2 separate regions of the Homo sapiens genome follow, and region 2 is linked to region 1. The links are chromatin contacts, found by Hi-C or POLR2A ChIA-PET in ENCODE. All regions are on one chromosome and are shown on one strand. The core of a region is the stretch at or near the end of the contact, and the rest is flanking DNA. Distances in the headings are between cores, read along the strand shown. Region 1 holds the start of PRKACB (protein kinase cAMP-activated catalytic subunit beta). Region 2 holds the start of SYDE2 (synapse defective Rho GTPase homolog 2).

Region 1 (6,644 bases), core at 2,463-4,962:
ATTTAACCTTTAAACTCTAAAGTACATAGTTCTGCTTGGCCCCAAGATGATTGTAAGAAACATGGACAATGAAATTTTATGGCTATAGGTGACCGTCTTAATTAAAACCTTCTCATAGCAGATTTTCAGACCTGGGACAATATATCCAAGAATGAATCTTACCCACCACTATTTTTTCACCCCAACTTCTTCACTCTTATTTGGAAAATAACTGCATTTAAAAATAAAATGTTTACTTCATGTGGTAATCAGTGTCTTGCAGTACAAGAAACCCTGATCTAGGAGTTTGAAGACCTAGGTGACTTTGGGCAAGTCACTTAATGTTTATTTTTTTGCATCTTAAAATAAGGATAATAATACCTGTGCTGCTTACTTTATTTGTAAGGATCTCAGGTGCATTACAGTAATTTCACAATGGTTTTACAGAGTAAATCACTTTATATGTGGTAAAGTGCTTGGTAAATGTGTCATCACTATTATTAAATAAAAGAAACCAATATTTTGTGGTATTTTGTGGCAATTAAAGCTGGTTCAACTCTGAAAATTTCTATAATTTTAAAAATTAATGCAGAATGAAGGAGGAATAAAATCAACCTCATGAAGTTGATTACTCTCTAGTTTTAAAATCTTATTTAACTACAAGATAAGCTATTCTGGTAAATTCTCGGTGCATGGCGAGACATTTAGTGCGAATTAAAGTTGTGGAAACACCGCTAGGAAGAATAACAAGCAATATACTTCTTAAAGTTAATTGCAGTTATGAAGGAATTCATAGTTTTAGTTAAAACTGCAGTTGTTTCTTTCTAGCAGTAGATGCCAGTAGAGTTCTTCTTTTTATTTTTATTTCTTAATCAAAAATCAAATATCCGAAGTACTTCTATAGCAATAGCTTCCTGGTCACATTACCACATATAGAAACATTGCTTTAAATATTAAATATTCTATTTTCTGGAAGGACTTGATAACAAATTGAAACAATTTTATTTTTAAAACAGTGCAGATTTAAAATACGGTGTTTTCAAGATACTCATCTAGTGAAGTTTACTCTTTTTGCTTTAGTAATTTTGTTTTAAAGCTTATGCATTGTTTTAAATAAAGTAATCTTAGTGTTCTAGTTAGGAATCTGCAACTTCTGTACTTGAGCAACATTGAATATAAATAAAAAATCTGGCTAGATGTGTTAAAAATGAATACGGTCCAGCTGAAATGTTACGATTAGTTTGTGTATTTGGCAATGGAATACCATGAGTGTAATACTTTGGGGAGGTTAATATGTCAGAGAGGTGAATGATTAAAGGGGGTAATTGGAAGCGGGGAAAACAAGAAGTTAAGAAGTCCACATTGGCACTGAGTAAAAATGTAATTCAAAGAATGAATAAAATTTAGTAACAAATAGAAAAAAGGAGAAGTTCAATGATAACAGTTCTATTACTCTTGTCTCTATATATGAGCAACTTGGTGCTTCTTGGATTATCTATAAATATGGTCCCATCATAAATAAAATTCAAACATTTTCAAGTATTCGGTGATTCTACTTAGACCTTTAAATTGTTAAAAATGAGTGAATACTTTTTTCTTTTAACATGTTTATTGAGTATGTAATACATGCATTTCATTTATGAATTCAAGTAACTCACAATTTAGGGTCATATAAATTCATAAACAGTACCTTTTAACATAATATTATGAGGTCAGTGAAAACAAAGCAGCAAAGTTTGTTTTCCTAGGAAGTATGTGGCAGACTTCACTGAAGAGGTGACATTTGAACTAAGCCTTGAAGATGATTAGAATTTCCTTCAGTAGAGCAAATCAAGGGAATTCAGTAATTTTATCCACTTCTTCCCTTACAGAATCAGTCCATGCTCTGTAGATATTTGTTGAAGACTACAGACATTTAATAAGTGTCTGTTTTGTGTAAGGCACTACCAGATGTTAAGAAACAAATTATTGTTATGCACACATAATATTTATACATAAAGCTACAAATTTAAGAATTTTGTCATATAGATGCTGTTGCATATTTGTTTAGATTGATAAAAATTTTATTACACAAAACAAAGTATACAGAAATGAGCTGTTACATGGCAAAATTCATTGGTCAGTGTTTTGTTAACTGTTATTCACACATAATATTTATACATAAAGCTATAAATTTAAGTTTATCTTATAGATACTGTTACATACTTGTTTAGATTGATATGAATTCCATTACACAAAGTATACACAAATGAACTGTTAAATGGCAAAATTCACTAATCAGTGTTTTCTTATTGGCCTTTTATGTAGTCCTAATTTGATTACATTATTGTTCCTATTTATTTTACTTATCAGTATTGTTTCTATTTTTTATGTTTGTCAAACAGTTGGCAGTAAATCTGAAGTAAGATTTTTTTAGATAGATTGTTTTAGATAGACCTTTTTCTTTCTTTCCTTTCCTTCCCTTCCCTCCCCTCCCCTCTGCTTCCAAAGAGAACCACGGAAATTTCTTATCCTTTAGTGTCAAAAAAACAAGTACTCAAAATTTTTGTTAAATGCCACAGGTTACTTTCTTTCCTGAAAATTGACAAGGCAAGTTTTACTTACTTTTAATCAAAAGAGATGTTTTGGCCAGGCGCGGTGGCTCACACTTGTAATCCCAGCACTTTGGGAGGCCAAGGCGGGCGTATCGCTTGAGGCCAGGAGTTTGAGACAACTCCTGACCTGGCCAACATGGAGAAACCCCATCTCTACTGAAAATACAAAAATTAGCCGGGCATGGTGGTGCGCGCCTATAATCCCAGCTACTCGGATGTCTGAGGGGCGAGAATCGCTTGAACCTAGGAGCGGAGGTCGCAGTGAGCAGAGGTCGCACCACTGCACTCCAATCTGGGAGACAGAGTGAAACAACGTTTAAAAAAAAATAGAGAGGTGTTTCTAAGTGAGATCACTAAATCAGGGGTTTAGGTAAGTAGTAGTCTTCAGTGGTAAGGTTTTAAAATTAACATGTCTCAGCCAACTAGAAGGAACTTTTTTCTCTCAATTGAAATTTCTTGCTATGGTGGATTTTATATAATTTAAATCTTGTATTTTGTTCTTTTCAAATTTTAGAATGTTTTAAAATGTACCCCTGGTAATAGACATATGTCAGCAGATTATAAGTTTGATAAGCAATACTGACATACTAAGTGTATGTAGTTCCTGTATGTATTAGGCCTAAATCAATGAATTAGAAACATTCAATTTTTTAAAGTGCTATTTCACATTGTTTTATTTATACGTGTTATAAATTTGTTTTGCAAGAGTTTTTTCATACCCATTTCATACTAGTTTTTTTTTATGAAAAGTTAGCTGCTTATAAGGATTCATAAAATCTGTATATTAGTTGATTTCCTAGAAAAAATACAACCTGTCTTTAGCATGTTGTGTTTGGAGGACAGCTTGGCCTTCAGTTGTTTGCATAGACTTGTCATACATGTTTAACTAGTTTTCTTTTTAAAGAATGTTTAGCCTACTATATATATAAAGCTTTATATTTAATGCTCTCATTAGCCTATATATTAATATTAAAACACCCAAACATAAAGCCTTTTAGGCAGATATTGCAAGTTTTTAAAATCCTCAACTCTAGCTGAAAAGTGTTTTGCTAAGAAAAGCTCAGTAATGTGCTGTTTTATATTAACAGGAAACAGAACAGCAGTAGTGGTTTGAATACCCTGCAAACAGGAAGTTTGACACATGCATAGCTCTTAGCTTCTGTGTAAGAAGTTGTGAGCTCCTTCTGGAAACATTTGCAGTTACATTAAGTAAAGTGTAAATGCACATGAATGGCAGCTTATAGAGAACCACCTTGTAACCAGTATACAGGTACAACTACAGCTCTTCAGAAATTGGAAGGTTTTGCTAGCCGGTTATTTCATAGACACTCTAAAGGTACTGCACATGATCAGAAAACAGCTCTGGAAAATGACAGCCTTCATTTCTCTGAACATACTGCCTTATGGGACAGATCAAGTAAGTTTTGTTTTTTAAATGATACATTATAACTAGCAACTAAAATGGTAATTGGAGTTTTACAATCAAACATAAAGAACCCTCTTTTGTTTGTTGTTTTCTGATTTTCACAAGGACATTTTGCAAGATGAAGTTGAAAGAATTCCATAAAAACTTGATTATAAGTTGAGCTGAATCATTCAGCTTTCATCATTGTATGGTTTTATTTTTGACTAAGTTCAATATCAGTGACAAGATTTTCTATAAAATTCTTACATCATTTCTAATGTACTTTTTTTTGTTGTTCTTACATAAAAATGAAATACTTAAGTTTCAGAAACAACCATCTGTTTACTTCTTAAAATGTCTTGTATTTATAAGCTTTAAACTTTGAAAGGGGCAACAAGACTCTTGAATTTATAATTACATTTCTATTGTGTTTGCCATGGTTTTATTTTTAAATGCATGTGAGAAAGTTATTTCAGTTTTACAAACAGGAATTTCTAAAATAAAACATAATTATTCTATCTAAATTCTTACACTTATAACATTATGGATATCAAAAACTTTATAATTATATTTTATGTTATTTATACATATGACTCAAATGCAGGAAAAGTTGGTTATGCATGAATCACATTCTTTCAGGCATGTTAAAATGTTTGAACTTGCAGCTTTGCTAAAATGGTGCTGGGGAACCATTTTTGGTGCCATACACTCTAAAAGATAAATTGCACATATAAACAATACTAGTGCCGCCATTCTACATCTCACCTTGGACCCTCCTCAAGGTATTTCTGTGACTCCAATTAGAGGAACAATAGAATTACCCTTGAAACTTTTGCCCTCTTTGGTGTGTTTGTTTGATCATCAAATAGCACTAGCGTTTGACTCTTTCTGTTTATGTATTTGGTAGCAGTTAAGGAAGAAAACTCAGCTTAACAACCACAACAGCAAAATCAAGAATGGCTTACAAAATTTACTCCTAGGTTTATACAGCACCTTGACAGTGTTATAGAAGCTTATTTGAATTAATTTTTTACTAAATCAGAAATTTTTTTACATTCTTCAAACTATTTTTGGGAGATTGAGGAAGAACATGTATTTGTGCATTTTTTCCACTTAAAAGGTTTTGGGTTATTTATAGTCTTTACTGTATAGCAAGTTGATGGATGAGGAATATGAATATATATCTTCAAGTTAATGAACTGTTGAATATTAAAATAGTGGTATAATATTAAACTTTACCATGTAACAAAAGCTTGTTAATTATTGTCCTTGCCCTATTCTTTTAAATTGCAGTCTTTTAAATCCTTTTGGAAATTATTTTTATGCATTTCAAGTATGTTTTAATTTAAAGTTAAATGAGGAATTAAGACAGAATTGAATTAATTTCTGTTTCATTAATACCTGCTCTTCATATAGTGGGTGTTTAGTAAAAGTGTCTCAAATAAATGAATGTTAGGGGTTTTTAATAATTAAAAGTTATGTTTGAACTAGACTTTCACCACTTTTTAAATGTATGGGATCTGTGATGCTTTCTAAAACATATTTTAAAATCTAGTAATGGAAAATAGTATCATGAGCCATGATTTCTATTGGATAAAATGCTGTTTTGTTTTTTTTTTATTGTGAAGTCAAAACAAATAGGATTCTTGTACACAAATAAAATTAGGAGCAAACCATGTAGCGCTGCAAATAATATGCATGATGTAAGAAATACTTAAAGAGTAACTGAATGTTCATTAATTAAGCATTCCTCTACTTGACTCTCCTTTTTATATCCCTGAATACCATAATAGAGATAATAATTTTATGTCTAAGGATGAGTATGGTAGCATGAAGCTATAATTTCCTATTATGAAATGTATTATTGTAGAGGAGAAAACACTGATAGAGCTGAAATAGAGGAATCCGATCATTTCAAAATTCCAAGGTTTATTTTTGTGGTGAAAACACAATTTTTATTTATTTGGCGAATGAGTTATAGAAGGAGTTCTGACTGTACAAAGTTTCATATGAACCACATTCTTCAAAGCTACTTAAAGCAGTTTACTTGCATGACTCATTTGACAAGGGAATGTAATGTCTCCTGATGATAAACACTGAATATGTTTGTTCCTAAAGTGTTTTTATAATGAAATAAACTAAGCATAGAAACTACATCAATTTACAAAAAAAATTCATAAACCTTTGTATAAAGATCAGTTACCAATTTAGGAGACATGAAATGCAGCATGCTTCAATCCAAGTTTCTTTCGTGTCCAGTGACATTATGTATAGGAAGAAACACAGAACAAAGGCCACATAGTGGTCTCAGGTGTTTCATCTTTTACTATTAAACTAAGTAACAGAAATTCCTGTTTGATTAAATAAATATGTAACAGCTAATTGCATGCACATATAAATACATGAAGTTCAAAGAAAAGCATGGAGGAATTCTGCTTTTTGTTCCAACTCAGAATGAATGAGAGCATTGACATGCGTTAAGTTCTCTTTCTAGCAAATTTATTATAGTTAGCTTTTTAATCTTCCTTTGATCATAAATGTGTAGAGTTATACAATGCTGACTTAATGAAGGTCTAACTACAGTATTTTAAGAAGCAAATAGGTCAATACCATCAAATACTTTTTCTTTCCCTTTTCCTATGAATTGACAGGCTATTTCTCTTGTA
Region 2 (6,644 bases), core at 1,074-3,573, 1.1 Mb after region 1:
AAAAGCCATCACATGGTAAGTGTTTTAGCTCTGTGACAAAAGGGTGAAAAATATTTGACTATTTTTTGTTATGGCTGAAATTCAACTATGGTACCAAGAGTTAAAACTAAGCCAAAGGGGGGGAGGTAAAAATATTGTGGCAATAAAATATAATAAATGATTACAAATTACTCCTGGAAATGCATGTTTAATATGAACTTAGTATAAAGTACACCTCTCAACAAAGAATTTACATTCTATTATCCTTTTGTTCAAGTGAAATGGAATATTTAACCTTGAGAATAAAATTTGACAGGTGTGTATTAGAGCCGTATAGACAGGAAAAAACTTTGCAAGTTGGCACACACTTTGAATGAATCATTTGATTTGTCTTCATTGTTTGATAAGAAGTTTTGTGAACTTTGTTTCTCCCCACTGTTGTGTGTTTATTGGTTAAACAAAGTTAATGTGTATAAATCCAGTCCTGTAGGATTTATAATTACTACCAGAGAAACCGCCAAGTACTGTGAATACCTTTTACATTTCAGGATTTAATGTTTTCCAAATTATTCCTGACTTATAAGTCTTTATGATCACTAAAAATTTTTATATGTAAGAGTATTCAAAAGACCATGTTGTTTTGGCTCACTTTGAAGATATTATACTCCTTTCAGGAAAGATATTTTGATATTTACAACATAATTGACTGGTTTCTAGAATTGATAACCTAAACCTTCAGTGATAGTTAAAAATCATGCACATACAAAATAGGGAGCTTAATCCTATTATAAGGATCAATATACTTTTTAAAAAACTAATTTACTTCTCTTATAAATAGGATTTAAGTTTGCAAATGACTGCTTTAAAAACAAAACTACCTGAGGAACATTTTTCTTTTGATTAAAATGTTAGTGTCCTTGATTTTTCACAATAAAAAGATTACTTTGTTGAGGTTTCTTTGTCGGGGGGAGGCAGGTGGAGAGATGGTGTATGTGAAATACTACCTGACTAAAAAATTCTACTTATGGTAGGGTTTTTTTTGTTTGATTTGTTTGGGTTTTTGGTTGTGTGTATGTATGCATGTGTGTGCGTGCCTGGGAGAGGCAAAAAAAAAAAGTTGTAATGAGTAAAATGACAGTTTATGAAGCCTATAAAATCTACCTTGAATCAAATTCAAATTTACAAACTCCACAAAAGTCTACGGATTTGCCTAGAGCTACAAAGAATAAAAATCAAGACAGTGCCGCCCATCTGTAAACCTACTAAAAGTGTGTTATACTTAACCTTTACTCCTTTAGGTAATACTTAGGGAATAGACACACTGGTTTTTCGAGAAGAAATCACAACCTCAATTCTTCATGCCATTGTCTGATTAAAAAGAAAAAAAAAAGCAAAACGAGTAAATGCATTACATTAAGTAACCCCGAAATTACTTTAAGCTGCCACTTACATGACACTTACTTTCGCCCGGTAACGTACCTGTCGCAAAAACATAACTTTTTCTTGGCTCTTAAGACAGAAGCCCAGTCGGTAAACAGTAAGGCTCGCGGTGCTAGCATTTTCATCGCAAAGTATCCTACCTGTCAGCGTAATTCTTTGGTCTGGAGGCACCGACAGGACACGGTTTTCACGCACTTTCAAAGCGCCCACATTTGGGGAGGCTGCCTGCGTTCCTGTGACTTTGGGAGCCGTCCCACGGGCACGACCCTTCATTCCCAGGGACAGCAGACGCCCTTTGTACATCCACTTCTGCAGCTTCTTGACTGTCACTGCCGGCGGCCTGAGGAAGGAGGGGCCTTCCTGGCGGTCTCCTTTGCCACTGCGTATCACAGAGGACCCCGCTGGATCCCTGAAAGGGCTTCCCGAGGAGCAGCCGTGGTCCTTGCAGCCTGGAGGCTGGAGGCCGGTGGGTGCAGCCGCCCGGGCGCGGTCCCCACTCCAGCCGTCCATCCTGCCTCCACGTGGCGGGGGCTCGTCCCAGTCCCGGTGCGCGCCGCACCTGATCCAGCTGTCGCTCGGCCACCGCTGGAAGGGAGGCGGCTTGGCACCCACCCGGAGGCTCTCGAGGCTTCTGCTGCAGGACGGCCGCATCCGAGGAGTCCGCAGCTGGCCTCCCCGCGGCTCCCTCTGAGGCGACCGGGGCGGGGACACCTGCTGCCGAGGGCGTCCGCCGCCTCCCCGCTCCCCGTCCCGGGGGCAGGCTCGGCGGTACGCGGCGCCGCGGGAAGGCGGCTGGCCCGGAGCCCGGGCTCCCGCGGGGAAGCTGTGATCCGCCAAGCCCCTGCCGCCCCGCCGCGCGCCCGAGTCAGGGGGCAGGTCGTGCATGGCCTGGATCAGCAGATAATAGGCCTCTCGCAACTGGGTCCGCAGCCTGCCTGTCTCCAGGCGGCCGCCCTCCGCCCCCAGGGAGGAGCCCGCCGCTGGGGGAGGCGGGGGACGCCGTTCCGCCTCCGCCCCCTCAGGCTCGGGCGCAGACTGCGAGCCGCCGGGCAGGTTTTCGTAGTAGTCGGCGTCGTAGTCGTCTTCGTCCTTGTCGTCTTCCTCCTCCTCTCCGCTGTCCTCGGAGCCCTCCGGGGAGTGCGGAGGGGCGTGAGCGAGCCCATGGCTCTGGGGGGCGGCCTCCTGCCCGCCGCGCGGCCGAGGCCCGAGCGCCCCCAACTGCTCCGGGTGCCCTCCGGGGACCCGCGCCCCGGGACCCCACGCCTCAGGTGACGGCGAGGGCTGCTGTAGGCTCCGCCCGTGTCCCCCGGCGTGCTCACGTGGGAGGGTGTCTGCGGCACCCCAGGCGTCTCCCGCGGCTGCCGAAGAGGCCGCCACCGCAGCTGCGGCTGCCGCCCGGAGCCCTAGCCCCCCGGTGCCGCGGGGACCCCGCCTTCCCCGGAGCCTGGACAGCGTCCTCCTCAGAGGGTCCGCCATCCCCTCTGCCTTAGCCGCGAGGCTCACCCCCGCCAGGGGGAGAGGTCGGAGCCCCGCTGGGGAGAAAACCGCGCTCGCGGAGGCGGAGGCGGAGGCGGCGGCGGCTCCCCATGACCGGCGCTGGCCCTCGCCGGCTCCTCACATACTTGGCATAACTCTGCCGCGGGAAGGCGTGGGGGAGGGCGGTGGCGCCGCAACGCGCATGCCCCGGAGCCCCGGGCCGCGACGGGGCGCGCGGGCCGGGGGCGGCAGAGGTGGGTTCTCGGGGTGGGCGAGTGGTGCAGGTGGAGGCGGAGGGCGCGGGCCGGTAGGTTGAGTAGTAGGTCGGCTGAAGCTGACCGACGGAAGCAGGGGTGGGCGCACAGAGCGCGAAGGGTGCGGGGAGAGTTGAGGCAGGGGAAAGAAGAACGAGCAGGAACGTGAGTTTGGGCTGGTGGCTGCAAAGTTTTGGTTAGGGAGCCCGAGAAAGGGAAAGTGCCCTCCTGGCTGTCACCCCAGCACCTTCACCGCCACCGCTGCACGAGGTGTGTCTTAGGCACAGCAAGTCCTAGCTTGAGAGAAAACAAAGATTGTTTTGACGGACAAAGTACGAGTGCAGGTGTATCTCGGTGCATGTGTTCTAGAAATGTATCAATCATTTTAATCGCCCAGAGAGCTAGCTAGCTAAAAGAAATTTGCAGCGATTCCTTTTCTATAAGAGTTCTTTTATCAAAAACAAAACAAAACCCACCCACCGATGTCTCTTTTAAGTCTGTTTTTCCTTCTTTATTTCAGTTAATGCATGCTAACAAAATTATTACATCAGCCAAAACTTGTAAAATGGAGCCACAAATATTATGTCCCTCATCACCCTACCTACAAGATTATCATACAGGTTTGCAGCTTTCTAATATAAAAAAGTTAACACTTCATTTTAATTTAAATAGTGAGTTGAGAAGCAATTGAATTGAAGTTGAGACACAGTGTAATCTAGAAATACCGGCTGTCTCCCAAAAACGTTAAATTCCAGGTTCTGGGCAGCAGTTGCAAACTCAAGTACCCCTCGTTGCCAGAGATTAATTGATTCAGTGACTGATAAGAATCAGTCGTGCTATCATCCCTGATTTGAGTTACTTTTTTTAGTGTTTACATAGTAGAAAGGGCCTTTTTCTGAGTTACTCATAAATATGCTGACACCTAGCACAGTGCGTGCACTTAGTAGATACTCAAATACTTAAGAAAATATTTGTTGAATAAATAAATGTTTGCATTACTGAATAAAATGAAATAATTTTGCCCTAATTTACCTTATTTGCAACTGCAGTATATTTTCCTATGTCAGTTGTTTTCTTGTTGTCCAGTGGCTCCAATCTCTGAATGTGCTTTGACTATACTACCTTTATTAGTACCTAGTCTCTGCTTTCTGGAATAATTGTTACCTGCATCTGAGATTTGCAGATAAGAGAGAATATTTGCAGAAATCTTACCCACTCTCTAAAACTCTGCTCTAGGCCAGGCGGGGTGGCTCATGCCTGTAATCTTAGCACTTTGAGAGGCTGAGATGGGCAGATTGCTTGAGCCCAGGAGTTCAAGACCAGCCTGGACAACATGGCACAACCTGGTCTCTACGAGGAACAAAAACAAACAAAAAAAAAAACACAAAAAAAATTGGCTAGATGTGGTGGTGTGCACCTGTAGTCCTAGCTACTCTAGAGGCCGCGGTGGGAGGATCACTTGAGCCTGTGAGGCTGAAGCTGCAATGAACCGAGATCATGACACTTCATTCCAACCTGGATGACTGAGGGAGATTCTGTCTCAAAATAATAAGAATAAAATAATAAAACTCAGCTCAACTGCCTTCTTGTTTATGAAGTCATCTCTGATCTCCCAGACGGGAACTCAAGTTCTAAACTTCAATATTACTTTATTCCCACCCATAGTATAGTTACTGTTTTTTGTTTTATACAGTTTGTATACATGTCCTTTCTCCTTTACAAGAAAATTCATAAACTCCCTAAGGGCAGAAACTGTTTATAATTGACCTTTATATTCTCCACAGGAGTATAACTTTAGCATCTTATATATTGTGCATGATGAATAAACATTTTTGAATTAATATCAATTTTAATTTAGAGAGAACAAGTGGCTTTAATTCCAGTCTATTGCCTAACTCTCCACTAGACCATGCTATATTAGTGTTGTTTTAAAATTCTTTCTGCGATGAGTAAGAGACACAGTTTGTTAAATAATCTTAATTCGTATCTAAGAAAATGCAATGAAATGTGATGAAATATTACACTATAATTTGCATATATTGATATTTGTAGTTCTACAATATTTTCATTCCATGGGCCCCAGGCTATTTAATGAATAGTCAAGGCATAAAACTATGTCCCAGTGAAATATTCCCACAGGAAATGACTGATAGCAAAGTTGCCAATAATGGTTCTATAAACACAATTTGATCTCTATCTCAGAAATTGTTTCCATTCCAACTCTGTTGCAAAATCTTTTTATGCTTTGTAGTTAACATAGCTGTTAAGAACACTATAAGCTGCATATATATCTATATGCAGATAGATATATATGAGTAGAAAAATATAACCTTGAAGATCTGGATTGAACTTCATCCCGAATTCAGTTTATCCACTTGTTCAGGAGTTATAAAACATTGGTTATTGGCCAATATAAAATACTATGCATTGTTCTAGGCGTTACTCAGAACTAAGTTTGATGCAGCATACCACGACTGAACTTAATGCTTCTTTAAAGTTGAGAATGTTCTAACTCATGAATTCACAATTTTAATCATTTTGTGTCACAACAGAAATTAATAAGGCAGTCATGGCCATATGACACTATTTAAAGACCTTAATAATGTAAATTCCACTTTTCTGTATGTGCATTACACATCAATAAAAAGTTGGTAAAAATGTAATTCTAAAGAGACAATGCCCACAAAACTTATATTATGCCTAATATAATTAAGATAATGACAAGATATGAACATAAACTATACTTTGTAAAATCTTTTTTTACAATTTGTATCCTATTCCCTCACTTATCTCAATTTTCATATCTTTCTAATCCATAGATTCCCATGAAAATTAGGGGATGGGAATCATTTTTCAGTGTTTATACTTGTTTCTCAGTGACTGGGAAATAATTTTGATGCCCCATCTATTACTAACTATGTGTTGGCACTGTCACAAAAGATATAACAACTACGGGATAACAGGGCTCCAGTAAGGCAGGGATCCAAACTAGGGATGGAGTAGCACTGACTCAATCTGGGAGGAGGGGGAGAAAAGCAGGGCAAGTTGAGGCAGAGGGCTAGGTTTAACAGTAATAGAAGGGAAGTGTTTAGGTATGTTATGGTTATTTTCTAGTCAATTTAGAGTGCATTTCTGTCTCACTGATGTTCAGTCTTCCATTATACTCTTAGTGGAACCAAAGGCAAATTTAGCTCTACCATTTGTCCAGTATTGTCTCCCTAAACTGCCTTACAGGGATGTCCTGGAGTAGACCTCCCTCGTCTGCCATGCAACTCCGTTAGTATGGAGTAAAATATACTTCAGCCTAAAGCTGACCACGCTAACACTGCACTGAGAATCAAAGATGGCATATTCTCAGTACAGCAATTTGTACTATTTCATAATTAATATCTGGCAATTTGCAATATTGCTTAACCCATCCCCACCCCCATCAAAGTAATAAAAAAGATAGGCTGGGCCTGGTGACTCACGCCTGTAATCCCAGCACTTTGGGAG

Evidence for each region. A loop is a pair of places that touch in the nucleus more often than their neighbours do. ChIA-PET counts read pairs that join two places held with the same protein, here RNA polymerase II (POLR2A). Pooled maps may share reads with other maps.
Region 2: a map of naive thymus-derived CD4-positive, alpha-beta T cell shows a loop between it and region 1 (4-fold over the local background). The contact joins the promoter of SYDE2 here to the promoter of PRKACB in region 1. A Hi-C loop is called at or near these places in 1 of 168 maps with a recorded cell type or tissue (naive thymus-derived CD4-positive, alpha-beta T cell) and 6 of 50 pooled maps. POLR2A ChIA-PET finds 5 or more read pairs at or near these places in 2 of 52 experiments (CD8-positive, alpha-beta T cell and MCF 10A).

Annotation. Positions count from the first base shown.
Region 1 is chr1:84,140,559-84,147,202 of GRCh38, forward strand. It overlaps PRKACB (protein kinase cAMP-activated catalytic subunit beta), which reads left to right and starts at 3,713. Exons shown (of 10, transcript NM_182948.4): 1 at 3,713-3,990. The coding sequence starts at 3,804. RefSeq lists a silencer at 3,732-3,781.
Region 2 is chr1:85,198,693-85,205,336 of GRCh38, forward strand. SYDE2 (synapse defective Rho GTPase homolog 2) reads right to left here and starts at 2,324. Exons shown (of 7, transcript NM_032184.2): 1 at 1,560-2,324. The coding sequence starts at 2,304. It overlaps LOC124904207 (a long non-coding RNA gene), which reads right to left and starts at 1,550. Exons shown (of 2, transcript XR_007066199.1): 1 at 1,459-1,550; 2 at 1-1,347. RefSeq lists an enhancer at 1,439-2,050 and a silencer at 2,063-3,212.